Linked DNA regions of Mus musculus: region 2 is linked to region 1. The links are chromatin loops, found by intact Hi-C in ENCODE. Cell type or tissue: gastrocnemius. All regions are shown on one strand.

Region 1 (5,000 bases):
CTGGCTGGCTCTCTGCAAGGTCCGCGCAGTTTGTCTCCCGATCCTCCCAACACAGGGCATCCTCTCCCAGGCTAGGCCCACTCTGGAGCCAGTAGGGCACAGCCCAGCATGAGGCCACAACCTAACTACATGAACTCTCCTGGCCTGTTCATCTGAGTCTGTCCTAGGCCAGCACTGCACCAGGGCCTGGGACGCAGACACCAAGGTAATCGGGATACTGAGATCCTGGGAGAGGGCTGGACAGGGCATGGGTGGTTTCTTAGCAGTAAGGACTCGGCTATCAGAACGGACACATGAGCAATCCCAGGGGCGCATCAGGCAGGAAGGGAGGAGGAAGACTCAGACATGAGCCTTCCTACAACCTGGGTGAGGGTTTTCCAGGCACATGCTGGGCTTCCAGGCAGCCATCCTGGTGGGCCTTGTTGGCTCAACTCTGTATCCTGTGAGAGGCAAGAGGCCTACTGGTTTGAGGAAAGAAAGGATCAGGAAAATAAAGAGCATGTTACTTTTGTTTGTTGTGTAGCCCAAACTGACCTCAAACTTGACGCACTCTTGCCTCAGCCTCCAAAGTGCTGGGATTATAAGTATAAACTATCATGTCTGGTTTGACTTTTTTTTTTTTTTAATTTTCGAGACAGGGTTTCTCTGTGTAGCCCTGGCTGTCCTGGAACTCACTCTGTAGACCAGGCTGGCCTTGAACTCAGAAATCTGCCTGCCTCTGCCTCCCAGTGCTGGGATTAAAGGCGTGCAGCACCGCTGCCCCGAGACAAATAGTTTTTTAAAGGGCCTTTCTCGCTCTTCCTGCAAAGAAGGGACCAGGTGTGGTGGAGCTACAATGCCTGAAAGTGAGCATAGGTGGGGAGGTCAGGGGACAAGGGACCATGTCCTGAGCCAGTAAACAATTCCAGGTGTGCCCTCAGAAAGTAAGGAGCGGGCCGGGCTTCATAAACAGAGCAGCTCTTGCAAAGTAGCCAGAACTTGGATGCCTGAGGGGTGTGAGGGGTGAGAGGTGTCCCATGAACCATGCAGGAGGGAAAAAGAGAAAAGTGGTGGCCAAAGGTTCCCAGAGATAGGGGTTTAAATCCCATTCCGCTTCTCATGTGGGTCTAGGTGGGGAACAGTTCGGTGGCTGCATGCAGAAGTGCTTCGTGACACGACTCAGGCAGCTTTCCTCCAACATTCAGCCCAATTCGATGTCATAAAATGTGGACAAGCACCTCAGAACCTACACTGAGCGGCAAGCTCATTACCCAAACTGCTAGGCGAAGTCTACGGCCATCCCCATTTCACAGACAAGGACACTGAGATTGGGGCTATAAACAACTACTGTGGCGTGGCGTGGCGTGGGTGACATTCCTTTGTCCCACTGGAGAAGAGTATCAAGGAAGTTACCCCGATGTCCTGCTGTGAAGCCCTGTGTCTTCTCCTAGAGGCCACAACTCAGCCCCATTTGGAGAGTCAGGACAGCCCTGTCTTTCCCCTGGAATTTCTAGAGCCTAAGAGCTTAGCTGCCCCAGTCCGGGGCTGAGCTATCAAAAGCAGGTCAGCAGGTCAGCTGTAATGGCTGGCCCTGGAAGGGCTGTCTTCGCTGTGAACCCACCCACCACTCGGGCGATTAGACCAGGACATCCCCGCTCCCCAAGTGCTGTGAGCAACAATCCCACAACCCAGAGCTGGGCGCTTCCGGGAACCTCAGTACACGAGGGAAAGGTTGAAAAATCAGAATCTCACATATAATCTCAGCCTGGACAGCCATCCCAACCCCTAGGAAGTCCCTCGGGGCAGGCTGGTGACGTAAGGTAGGTATTGAAAGCTAAGGCCACGTGACAAAGAGTGTAAGAATCGTGGAGTGGGCCTGAGACCAATCAGGGAATCTGGGAACCACACTCCAAAGGGACCTCCTCCAAACCAAACGCGGCAGCCTGGAGGCCCAGACCCAATTACATGGGTGACCGATTTTTCCCAATGTGTCCGGTGTGGCCCGGCACAGGAGCAGGATTAGGCAAGTCACTGAGCCCTGTCTCGCCTGAGCTCCGTCCCACCCGCCTTACCCGGCTCTGTTCGCCTTCGCGACCCGGGACACCTGACAGGAAGGGACGCGGCAGGGGACATGCTGGAAACGCCGGCACAGGGCTCTGAGCCACAGCAGCAGCATGCGTGTGCGTGCATGCGTGGGCTCTGCCCGCTTTCCGAGGCCACGCCCTTCTGACAGAGCTCCGCCCCCACACGTCCAGGAGTCCCGCCCTGCCCGCCCACCTTGGGAAGGCGTCCCCAGCCAGGGCCGAGCATTGCCCCTCTCCCAGCGCTTCTACCTGCCATGGCAACCTGAGGAAGTCATGAGTAGACACACTTGGTCAGAGGGCCCTATCTACCCATCTAAGTGGCAAAACACCGAGTACCCACACCTCCAGGAGGACGCAGTTGCAGACACCAGCTGCCCTGCTCAAAGCAACTTCCTCTAGGCGACTGACCAACAGCACTGGAAGTCCTGCAAAAACTGCTGTTGCCTAGGCTCGCCGCCAAGAGACCAGGGCCATAAGCCATAGGCTCCCCCCTTCAACACATTCAGATCTGAAGACATGTGTACCAAGATCTCAAGACATTTGTACCAAGCAACAAAAATCTCCTAATCCGCGGACAGCTGCTCCCCGAGCCAGCAGCAGGCAGCCTTGGTATTTCCACTGAAACAGCACACAGGCCTGCAAGAAAGTGGTGAACAGGAAAGGTAAAAAATGAGACGGAGACCAGCAAGAAAGAGCTAGCCTATCCTGTAGGTCCCGCCCACGGTTACCAACTCACTGGATTCCTACTGACATCTAGCGGCCCGAGGCAGGAACAGAGCCGGGGAGAGGCTAGTGGGCCCCCTGCTGGACACGGCCAGTACTACAAAAAGTTTGCTGAGTATGATCAACAGACCAGCAAGACTTTGGGCATTCCAGGTCTGTAGCTGGCTGTCCAGGACCCTTGTACCCTTGAAGACCAGCTGGAGTTGTGACAGTTGGGGAGCATGGCCTCACAGCGTTCATATCCTCATAGCAGGTAAAAGGAGCCCTGTTTGCAACTGAGACCAGGCTTGAGGAAGAATTTCAGGTAGATGATGATGAATGCTGGAGCTGACAGTCAGACCTCCTGAGCCCAAAGTCCGTCATAAGGCTGTTCTGTGACAGCAGTGTCCACTCACACGTCGTAGCCGCCAACAGAGAGCTGGAGGGTGGGGAGGGCTTCATTGTGTAGAAGCCACAATTCAGGATAAGCAGGGGCATTTGACTTCAATACAAACTCAATGCAACCATCTCATTACGAGTAACATACAAGCGTTTTCACGTCGCTTTCCTCAACTTGATGGGCTACAATGGCCTGTGTCTGCCTGTGGGAGTCCACCATCTGCTCTTTACTAGACAAGTTTAATTTCTCTGAATCTCAGCCTCCTCCAGCACCTCCTCCAGAAAGTCTGATAAGAGCGAGGCAGACACATACACACTCAGAGACTTCAACCGCCTCTCTCCCTGGCGCCCCTGAAACCCACAGCTCAAAACTCCACTGCAGCAGCTGGAGAGATGGCACAGCCAATGAGTGCTTGCTGCACCAGCATAAGGGTCTGAGTTTGAGCCCTAGCACCTATGTTGAAAAGCAAGGTGGCACACTCTTGTAACCTCAGCTCTGGGGAGGCAGAGACAGGCAGAGACAGGCTGGCTTGATGGCCAGCCAGCCTAGCCAATTAGTGAGTTCCAGTAGGTTGACTGACACCTGAGGTTGTCCTCTGGTCTTCATTTGCGCGCGCGCGCGCGCACACACACACACACACACACACACACACATTGTGTGCATGTGAACGCACACCCATTGAAGCTCCACTTCAAGCGAGGCTCCTCTGAATTTCAGCTCGCACCTCCCCAACCATCCACAGCACAGAAAACTGCCCCACCATGGCCCTGAGGTTTGCCAACGGCTCTCACTGTTTCCTTATTATCCGGCCCTCCCCATGCAGATTTTTTTTTTCTCTGCTTCCTCTCAAAGTTCCCCAGATCGCCTGGCTTGTATTCCGGCCAATCTCTTTGAGACTCGTCCCCTGTAGCTCCCAGCTTATTGTAATCTCTTTGAGACTCTTTGCTGCACTGCCTCCCTGGTTCTGCATGCTGCACCAGCCTTGGCAGTACCTAACAAGATCACTCTCACAGCACATATGTCTCTGGGCAGGCTCTATGTCCAGGTCCAGTCCCACACACACACACCGGGGGCCTCCCCTCATCCCACACACACCGCTTTCCCCCCTCCTGTGGTCTTCTCCCGACCTACCACTGCCTTCCCTTTCTTCTCTCTCAAAGGGCCCAAAGTCTCCAGTTTAGACTTACCACACCCTGACTCCAGTCTCCCGACTCTGTGTTCCCACCTAACCTGCCATTTTCTTCTCTCTTGGCCTTTTCAGGTCACACACATCAGCCACCTCAGTGTGTAACATGTACAAGAAGACATCAATTAGCCGCACATGGCACACAGGGTCATGGACAGCTGAAGTTTTCTAGCATACGCCAAGGAGTATCAGTGACGGGACCCTCCTCCTCCTTCCCCCTAACCCCAACACCTGACCAAGTACAAACAGCACACTGTTCTCAGAGGTGGTTGGACCATCCCATTGCCCAAGTGCCAAAGCATGCGCTTTCCAAGTTTCTAAGAGTCATTTACAAAAGGGGCCAACAAGATGGCTCAGTGGATAAATCCTGATAACATGAGTTTCATCCCAGAACCCGAGTAAAGGTTGCAGAGAATCAATTCTGCAAAATTGACCTCTGACCTCCATAAGCATACCATGACGCACACGCATACATAATAGATGACAATATAATTTTAAAAAGCTATTTACACGGTGTGATTCTATTTCTACTGTAAAAATGTATCAAGTACTTCTACACTTGATCTTAGACAATCAATACATCAGCCACTTCTAAATATCTAGGACTAGATATTTCTTACAGAATCACACAGCATTGGTAAATAAACTT
Region 2 (5,000 bases), 360 kb before region 1:
CCTCCTGACACCAGTCCTTGCTTCCTCTCAGGCCTGGCTGCAGGCACAGTGGCAAGGTGTGTCAGATGTGGACTGAAGTATTTTACCATTCCTCAGCTCCTTCTAGCTGGCATCCTGAAAAGAGAGATTTTTGGTTCTTACATTCTCCAGGTCAATATATTTCTTGTGTAAGACTTAGCCAGATTTGTATGGGAGTTGGGGGAGGGAGGACCTTGCAGTTAGGATTGGACCATTGTGCTGGAGAACTAAGAAGGCAGAAGGGCAGGTACCATGGTGGACTTGTGCTTGCCATTCAGAAAGCCAGGGAAGGAGGCAGCCTGCTAAGACTTTTCCTGGTTTGTGTTTTGTTTTCCTTCATGTTTTTGGTTTGTTTGTTTGTTTGTTTGTTTGAGAAAAATGTTTTCTCTGTAGCTTTGGCTGTCCTGGAACTTGCTCTGTACTCCAGTCAGGCTTAAACACATATCCAACAAACCCTGTGTTCCAGCTGCTGCTCCTGCCATCACCATCCTTTTCCTGTTTCTAAATAAAAGATATGGGTTGCAGTGGCTCAGAGCCCATGGCCCTCCTTACTATAAGCAGGCAAATGTCCCCAGTGCTGGGACTGCATGTCAGCACAACCACAACCCACTCAAGAATTTTATTCTTAAATTCAGGGTCTCTGTTATCGCTTGTATTCTGGTATAAGACACCATCACCAAATCTATGTCCATGGAGTTCTCCTGTTTTTTAACAACTGTAGTTTTGTAACTGAACACAGTGGGTTTCTCCCAAGAAACTGCTATTGTATGCCAGGAAAAGAGGAAGTGAGAGTCCCAAAGCTCATCTTTCTAAATAAGGCAGGAGTGTTAGGGAGACACTTATACTTGCAGGCTAAGCTTCTATGACAAGGCAGAAGAGGTTCAATCCCAAATTCAACTGCAGAGGAGTGCCCTTAGGACAGAATTTAGCATGACAGCCAGCAAGTTTATGGTCTGGATGAGTGATGATGACAATGGCTTTGGGCTGGTTCTAAGTGGCTTTCTTTGAAGGGCATAATCTGAAACGAAGAAGCACAAAGTCTGAAAATTAAGCAGCTCTCCTCCTTACAAGCCGAAGAATTTATTATTGAGTGACTGCTTAGCTCTTGAGATGGAACTGTGAATATAGTTCAGTTGATTTTATTTATTGCATTTTATTTTATTATTTTTGGTGTGGTGTTTGAGGTTAGGATCACTCAAGTCTGATGGTACCCAGCTGACCCAGAACCAGCTGTGTAAACACTCTTGTTTTTGACACAGACAGACATGGCAGTTCTCTTAAAAATCACCCAGCATGGACATGAGTGTGGGCTTCTGCATTCTACTTGCTCCTGTCTGTCTGTTTGTATTACAATGGTTTTTGTTTTGTTTTGTTTTGTTTTTTGTTTTGTTTCCTTTAAACACAATCTCAAGTAACCCAGGAACATCTACGACGTTGAGGATGCTCTTGAACATCTTGATCCTCCTGCCCTGCCTTCAGAGTCCTGGGATTACAGAATTGCCCAATCAAATCCTGACTCTCCCAATTTCATGTGAATTTCAGTAGTAGCCAATCCTAGCCCTTTTCATCCCTTCCCTCTCCTCCCTCCCTTCCTTACTTCTCTCCTCTCTTGCCACTCTCCACCTGACAAGCTGACTTTGAGCACTAGGATCTATAGGGTAGGAGAAGTCTTATAAGTTGCCTTGTGACCTCCGCACATGTACCTGTGACATGCATGTGTGTACATAATCATATACAATTAATACCTAATTAATTAATTACCATTTCTAATTTTAAGCATTGAATACTCTTCCATTTATTTAGGCCTGCCTTCATTTCTTTCATGGCTTTTAATGTCCCAGGCTTGTGCCACCTTGTTTAAACTTATTCCTGGGTGAGTGCTACTTTTTCAGGCTGTTGAAAAAACAACTGTTCCCTTCACGTCCTCTTGCTCTTTATTACTAGTCAATAACAAACATCCCTGGCTTTGTGTGTTGACCTCAAATCCTGCATTTTGGCTGATATTTTCCCCTTAGCTCTTCTTACTTATTACAAAACCTTACTGAGGGTTCTGCCTTTCCAGGTAAATTCTTTAATAGAGGGTGTGGAAAGCAGGGTGTGGAGAACACACCTGTGATCCCAGTACTGAAGGACCTCAAGTTCAAGGCCAGACTGGCTTACAGAGGGTTGGAGGCAAGAGCCCAAGAGCTTGTGGACAGAAGTAGTTCCCCTCTTTGTCCAGGAGGTGGCATATACTCCCACAGAAGGTCGTTATCTCTGCACATCTCCATGCCCTGATCTCTTCTTTCAAAGATCATTCCAGTTGGGTAAGGTCTGTTCTAATGGCATCATTTTGTCTTAGTTAATAGTCCCGTGGCAATAAATCCATAACAACAGGGACACTGGGGACTCAGATATGCAACACATGAGGCTGAAATTTGAAGGTTAAAAAGCTGCTTTGAATTATCTTCAGTTGTGTGTATATGTTTGTGCTGGCTTTTATATGATTGACACAAGGAGTGACACTATTAGGAGGTGTGGCCTTGTTGCAGTAGGTGTGAAACTATGGACATGGGTTTAAGACCCTCTTACTAGATCCCTAGAAGTCAGTCTTCTTCTAACTCCTCTAACACCACATCTGTCTGGATGCTGCCATGCTCCCATCTTGATTAAAATGGACCGAAACTCTGTATTAACCTCTGTATTAATCAGGGTTCTCCACAGTCACAGAACTCATGGGTAGTCTCTATATAGTAATGAAATTTGTTGATGACTTACAGTTTGTAGTCCAACTCCTAACAATCGGCATCAGCAGCTGTGAATGGAAGTCCAAAGATTAAGCAGTGACTGTCCCACAAGGCAAGCAGACCAAGAAGAGAGGGAAGCCTCCATCTTCCAATGCAATTATGTCCAATCTCCAGCAGAAGTTATGGCCCAGATTAAAGATGTGTGCACTGATGGCTGCTTCTGGGACTTGCTTTGTCCCAGATGAGCTTGAAGTCAGTGATCTCCTTGCCTTAGTCTCCTGGGATTCAAGTCACTATGCCTAAAGATCTCCATACCAAGATCCAGGTCAGAAACTTGTATCTGCAAGCCTCCAGATGAGGGTCACAGGTGAGCCTTCCAATTCTGGATGGTAGTTCACTCTGAGATATAGTCAAGTTGACAACCAGTTATAGACACTAGAACCCATGCCTTGTCAACTTGACACAAATAATATCTCATGTCTTCTTGAAACAATAACAAGGACATGAATATTCCTATCATGATATAACTGTTCCTTGTACAATCGCAAATGCATTTGTAAATTAAAATGGGGCAATGTTCCTTGGGAACATTCTTTTAGTATCTCAACTTAAATATTAATTGACATCCAAGAAATTGGAAGAAAGAAAAATGTATTCTTAACAAAATAAAACAGAAAAATTCATATTACTTTACAATCCTCATATCTGCATCTTGTAACGTGGCCTTAGCATGTATTTATAACTACCTTCCTCTGCTGCCCATTCTGTATTTCCACTATCCTCTGCAAGAACCTCAGCATATCTTGGCTCTTTCCCTGGAGGTGTGACGCAATCTTTCATTCTTGATGAGTCTGCATCCTTTGTCATCGTGCTTGGATTAAGCTGTTGTAGTTTCCCATTGATGCTAATCACAGGACATGGTCATACTAAGAGACACCCTAAGGGATCTCTTGCACTCTAGACATAATCCTGCCTACCTCCAATGTGAAAAGGCAATCCAATTTCCCCATTGAAATCTGGATATATATTGCCCCTCATAACACGGTTATTCCATTCGTTTAGGGATATTAGAGACCCACAATGACCAGGAGGAAGTCTGAGATTCCAGGTCAATGGAATGTTTGTGGTGGCTAGTGGTAGGAGCACTCCCCCTCAAGAACCAAGACTTCTAGGCCTGCAGAACCTAGAGTGGAGGAGACAGGGAAAAAAATTTCCTAGAGGGTCACTAGGAGTGATAGTGAACGGAACTATTCCATTATTCGATCCCTTGATTCCTGGAACCATGGATCATGGCTATGGGAGAAACTTTGCCATATATCAGATATTTATTCAAAGCATATACTTCATTCTAAAAAACTGTGCCCCTGCCCTCCATGCCACTGCCATGGATGCATGTAACTGTGTCTTCAAAAAGCCATTCCATCTTTCTATCAGAACAGCTGCTTCAACATGATGGGGAACATAGTAAGACTACCAGATTCCATGATCATGAGCCCAATATTGGACTTCTATGGCTGTGAAATGAGTTACTTGGTAAGAAGCAATACTGTGTGGAATACCAGGAGGATGGTATGCTGGCTGGATTTGTGTGCCAACTTGACACAGGCTGGAGTTATCACAGAGAAAGGAGCTTCAGTTGGGGAAATGCCTCCATGAGATATGAATGTAAGGCATTTTCTCAATTAGTGATCAAGTTGGGAGGTCCCCTTGTGGGTGGTGCTATCTCTGGGCTGGTAGTCTTGGGTTCTATAAGAGAGCAGGCTGAGCAAGTCAGGAGAAGCAAGCCAGTAAAGAACATCCCTCCATGGCCTCTGCATCAGCTCCTGCTTGCTGACCTGCTTGAGTTCCAGTCCTAACTTCCTTGGTCATGAACAGCAGTATGGAAGTATAAGCTGAATAAACCCTTTCTTCTGCAACTTGCTTCTTGGTATGGTGTTTTGTCCGGGAAGAGAAACCCTGACTAAGACAGATGAATAAGCATTTGGTAAGTCCACAGATGGTGGTTAACTCAGAAACATCATGTGCAGGAAAGACAAATCCATGACCAGAATAAGTATCTACTCCAGTAAGCACAAAACATTGGCCTTTCCACAAAGGAAGTGGTCCAATGTAGTCAAGCTACCACCAGGTTGGAGGCTAGTCACCTCTAGGATTACTACCATAACTTCAGCTCAGTGTTGCTCTCTGCTGTTGACAGATCTGGCATTCAGCAGCAGCTGTAGCCAGGTCAGCCTGAATGAGTGGAAGTCCATGTTG

The links. Peaks named below come from ENCODE experiments on the same cell type or tissue, not always from the same donor. Only the 100,000 strongest peaks of a DNase experiment are listed, where the experiment ranks them.
Region 2: a loop joins it to region 1, with 10 times the contacts of the local background. A loop is called at or near these places in 2 of 42 quality-filtered maps.

The regions. Positions count from the first base shown.
Region 1 is chr15:75,676,602-75,681,601 of GRCm38, forward strand. Top1mt (DNA topoisomerase 1, mitochondrial) reads right to left here and starts at 2,199. Exons shown (of 14, transcript NM_028404.3): 1 at 2,052-2,199. The coding sequence starts at 2,155. In gastrocnemius, no CTCF peak of the experiment used is centred here; DNase peaks (open chromatin) are centred at 2,155, 2,521 and 2,849; H3K4me3 peaks cover 1,488 bases; H3K27ac peaks cover 1,513 bases.
Region 2 is chr15:75,315,218-75,320,217 of GRCm38, forward strand. No RefSeq gene overlaps it. Among named protein-coding and RNA genes, the nearest start is that of Ly6f, 49 kb to the left of the region's middle. In gastrocnemius, a CTCF peak has its summit at 2,231 (motif pointing right); a DNase peak (open chromatin) is centred at 2,239.